2 separate regions of the Homo sapiens genome follow, and region 1 is linked to region 2. Evidence: read pairs that join two places in POLR2A ChIA-PET (ENCODE). Cell type or tissue: OCI-LY7. All regions are shown on one strand.

Region 1 (2,500 bases), 150 kb after region 2:
GTTGAGGCTGCAGCGAGTCATGATTGTGCCACTGCACTCCAGCCTGGGTGACAGAGCAAGACCTTGTCCTCAATAAATAAATAAGAAAACAAGGATTAAAAGATGGAAACTTTCTAATACTGGGGTTCCTTATCCAGGGCTAATTTATCCTTTAGGCATAGTAAACGTGTGCCTTGGACCAAGATACATATAGGGGTCCACAGAAATATTTTCATTTTTATTTCTTTTAAATCAGAAGTAGTAATGTATATACATGTATGTAATAGCAAACCTATACAGTATTTTATTCGTGTTTATACAGATGTACAGAAAATATAGTCATAAATGTATAGAAAATATAATATTTAATAGTTTTTGTGGAGTAAGTGCCTTACAAAGGCAAAAGGGCCTAGGGCCTTGGGAAGTATGATGCAGCCCTGCTTTTCCTTCTTAAAGGCTTCCTTCCTAAACACCTTTCATCTCTTTATTTTATTCTTTTCCTACACCATGATCTTATGAATACTTAAATTCCCAACTGATTGCTATGTGTATTGAAGCATAATATCACAAAGTACATAAATCAGAAGTGTATATCCATGTAAGTGTACACCCAGATGGAAAAAAGAAGTAATTTTTTTCAGTGACATTATTGCATTGTGACCTCAAGTTCAGAGCAACATTCTGTGCCCCTAGAATACCGTGATAGCTGCTAAACTAGTCAGGAATTTTTTGTTTTCAGGCATGCAGTGGTGTAATTATAGCTCACTGCAGCCTCGAGCTCCTGGGCTCAAGTGATCCTCCCAAGTAGCTTGGATTAGAGGTTTAGCCACCACGCCCAGCACTAATCAGGATTTAAATATTAATATTTAAGGTGTATGAAATGTGCAGATAATAAAACTGTTTTCCCAGCTTTTTATTAACAAATACTCCCTTCTGAGGCAGTGTTTGAATTACTCAATTAGAGAAATTTTTCTCCCCACAGCTCGATGCATTCTATTTCTCATCATTTGGCTCATAACTGGAGGAAGGCACCACTTTTGGTTCTTGCCAAATCTGACTGCTGATGTGGGCTTCATTGACTCCTTCAGGCCTCTGTACACACATGAATACAAAGGACCAAAAGCAGACTTAAAGAAAGATGAGAAGTCTGAAACCAAAAAGCAACAGAAGTCCGACAGTGAGGAAAAGTCAGACAGTGAGAAAAAGGAAGATGAGGAGGGGAAAGTAGGACCAGGAAATCATGGAACAGAAGGCTCGGGGGGAGAACGGCATTCAGACACGGACAGTGACAGGAGGGAAGATGATCGATCCCAGCACAGTAGTGGAAATGGAAATGATTTTGAAATGATAACAAAAGAGGAACTGGAACAGCAAACAGATGGGGATTGTGAAGAGGATGAGGAAGAGGAAAATGATGGAGAAACACCTAAATCTTCACATGAAAAATCATAATCTGACTAATTTTGGGACTGAATGAATAAGTACAAGAGGTTGGATTTTCTATGTTGGCTGATTACCATATTGAACACATGGCATTTGTAGCATTCTTTAAATCTATCTACTGAAATGTATTTGACATTCAAGCAGTTATATTCGGTCCTTCATTTTATAGAATATTGGCACTATTATTGGTACAGTTTAAAGCCATTAATATGTTTTATCCATTTGATAATTTTACAGTAAGTAGGTCTCATTCATTTTGACAGTTATCAAAGATGTACTTTCCACAGTTAAATTTACATTAATGGCAATTTTTGATAGTTTTATGGCTTTTTACTGTTAGACTAATCAAAAATAACTTTAAAAGGAACAAAGAAACTCCAACATTTCACATTATGCATAGTTATGTAGCCATTTCACAGTTTCTTTAAGATGTGTAAACTCATTGTCCTTGATAGTTTTTATTTTTCATTATAAAATTATACCAGGAGATTTCTTTTAAGATTCTGAGTTAGCAGAGTTCAAAACTATTTTGTGGAAACAAGCCAACTAGTAACAATGCAGCAACACTTCTGGTTTAGCTAAATTATTTTTCCAATGTAGGAAATCCACACTGATTTGTACGTCTGACTGAGAGAAAGATGGTCGTCTCCAGCAGAGAAAGTGAACAGCATTTGTTGGAAGGTGATGGCTCTCCCTCCTCCCTCCCCATTTCATTGGCGTAACGTAAAGTGTATTCTGTACATAATTTACAAATAAAACATTTTATTTTAATTGTTACTTATTATTTAGATATTTCTCAACACTTAAATTCATAAAATTAAGACCATGTAAGGGTATGTTTTTAGAGAAATGGAAGTTTGAGTAACCCACAGAACATCTGTGATCTTTCTACAGCAGCTTCAGTTTTGTGCCAACATTCCATGTATTTTGAATATGAGCAAAAACTGATCTTAAGAGCAGACTTAAAGTAGCTTTGTACGCCTTAATGTTCATTTTGATTTATTTTAAATCTTTACATTCAGAAATGAGATACTGTATTATCAGACCAGGAGGCATTGCTGTGAAAGATAATTTCCTA
Region 2 (2,500 bases):
TATTAGCAGCTTTATTCAGGACATCTGAAATTAGTAACAGATTTCCTCTCTGTACATCCCATCTACAGCTTTTTTTATTTCTTTTTCCAAATCTCAACCCAATAATTTTTTTTTGTCAAGTTCCTGCTCTCTGTTCCACTGAAGTCCGAGCTCTTCCTACAGATTTTCTCTAATTAAATGTAAAGAGTGATGGCTCATTGGCTTTAACTAAGGACCATTTGTAAATAATCATCTTGCTGCTTTAATTGTTCATTTTCATTCATTCAGTACTTCTTCATCCAGCAATTATTTAAATGAGCATTTTCCATATGCAGAACATACCTGGATAATTTCCAATTCACCTTAGAGACCCCAATACATGTGACAGTTTTCCTTTTGAATAGAACATATCAGTACTACCTACAATGGCACTTAAAAATGATGACTAATGTACAATCTGAGCTATTTGATCAGAAAATAAATAAGTTAATGATGAAATAAAGACTTCTGTAAGAGGAGGCAGGAGAGATAACCACGGAAAATGGGACATGCTTCCCTTTTCAACCAAACCCAGGAATGGATTGCAGAGATCAGGTGGGTTGTATAGAATCTCAGCGTTGCAAGGGATCTTGGAAGTCTCCTTATCCAACCTCCTAATCAATAATCAGAGAGAAATCCTTTTCACAGCCTCTCTACTCATGACCACCACAATTCTGGCTGAACTGTTCTTTCAAGTTTGCCCCAGCATTATGGAGCAGCTCCTAGCGGGAGGAAGCCCTCCCACAGGGCCCCAATCTATCTTCTGGTGTCTTTCACCCAGTGCCCCAATCAGTCAGCTGTAACATTCAGCTCCTTCTTCCTCCTGGCAGCCCTGCAGTGTTGGACAACAGCCAGGTCTCCCTTAAACTTTATCCCTGTAGGACTGAACATGCCCTGGTCTTTCAGTCTTTCCTCACACGCATGGCTTTCAGATCAAGGAGGATGCTCCAACTCCATCACTTTCACTTGCCAACAGTTTGATTCCACAGTGAATTTGAGAGCTCAGCCACCCGTGCACACAACAGCTGCACTCTGTCTCTAGGTGTTCATGTCAGTGTGTGTCTCCCTTCCTGTCTCGCAACATTAATCATAATATTCTCAAGACCTAACTGTTAAAACAATGTGCACGCTTTTTCTCTTTTAAAAAATGTTGTATTATGAAAATTTTCAAACACAAAAAGTAGAGAGAATAGGAGAAAGTGGACCACCATGTACCCATCATTCAACTTCAACATTATCTTCATTACATCAATCTTGCCTCATCTAGTCCCCTTTCTTCTACTTTTTTGTTTTTTAAAAACACATTTTAGGCTGGGTGTGGTGGCTCACACCTGTAATACCAGCACTTTGGGAGGCTGAGGTGAGTGGATCACCAGGTCAGGAGTTCGAGACCAGCCTGGCCAAGATAGTGAAACCCCGTCTCTACTAAAAATACAAAAATGAGCTGGGCATGGTGGCGGGCACCTGTAATCCCAGCTACTCGGGAGGCTGAGGTAGGAGAATTGCTTGAACCCAGGAGGTGGAGGTTGCAGTGAACCAAGATCGTGCCACTGCACTCTAGCCTGGGTGACACAGCAAGACTCCCTCTCAGAAAAAAATAAAATAAAATACATAAATAAATAAATTTATTTTTTGTTTGGATTTTATAATGTGAGCACCCTATTTTATTATATTTTATTATTTTAGATTTATTACATTTTAAAAAATCTAGGTAGGGGAAATGTAGGCCATGGGTATACTCTTTATAGTTTACTGTATGAAAAAATAAATGCCATTAATTATTTTTAAAATGTATATAAGCTAGTGATTAACAAATTTTTAATGTTTCTATTAGAAAAAATATAAAAGTGACAATTGCTAAAACCACATATAGTAATACTTGTTTTTTGTTGCTGTTGTTGTTTTTGTTTTTTTGAGATGGAGTCTGCTCTCTTGCCCAGGCTGGAGTGCAATGGCGCAATCTCAGCTCACTGCAACCTCCATCTCCCGGGTTCAAGTGATCCTCCTGCCTCAGCCTCTCGAGTAGCTGGGATTACAGGCACCTGCCACCATGCCCAGCTAATTTGTGTACTTTTAGTAGAGACAGGGTTTCACCATGTTGGCCAGGCTGGTCTCGAACTCCTGACCTCAGGTGATCCACCTGCCTTGTCCTCTCAAAGTGCTGGGATTACAGGCGTGAGCCACCATGCCTGGCCTGTAATACTTGTTATTGAGTAAAAATTCAAAGAAGGAAAATATACCCTGATAAAATGTAAAAGTATAAATTTGACCTGAGAAAAAAACTGTCAGTAAAAATTAAGAAAAAATATACAATGGCTGAAGACATGGTGAATAAAATTTGATGCAGACAAAAATAAAAAAGACCGAAATGAAGAAGCAAATTTTAATTATAAACATTAAATAAAATAACTTAAATATATTTAATGGTGTCTAATTCAGAGAAATAAATAAATAAAAATCAAAAGCTTATTTTTTAGAAGAC

Evidence for each region. Peaks named below come from ENCODE experiments on the same cell type or tissue, not always from the same donor. Only the 100,000 strongest peaks of a DNase experiment are listed, where the experiment ranks them.
Region 1: POLR2A ChIA-PET joins it to region 2 with 5 read pairs; 3 of 35 experiments call an interaction of 5 or more read pairs at or near these places.

The regions. Positions count from the first base shown.
Region 1 is chr3:169,991,633-169,994,132 of GRCh38, forward strand. It overlaps SEC62 (SEC62 preprotein translocation factor), which reads left to right. Exons shown (of 8, transcript NM_003262.4): 8 at 962-2,500. The coding sequence ends at 1,431. Among named protein-coding and RNA genes, the nearest start is that of SEC62, 26 kb to the left of the region's middle. In OCI-LY7, no CTCF peak of the experiment used is centred here; no DNase peak of the experiment used is centred here; H3K27ac peaks cover 353 bases.
Region 2 is chr3:169,840,438-169,842,937 of GRCh38, forward strand. All of the region lies in intron 8 of LRRC31 (leucine rich repeat containing 31), which reads right to left. Among named protein-coding and RNA genes, the nearest start is that of LRRC31, 28 kb to the right of the region's middle. In OCI-LY7, no CTCF peak of the experiment used is centred here; a DNase peak (open chromatin) is centred at 1,054; H3K4me3 peaks cover 962 bases; H3K27ac peaks cover 1,006 bases.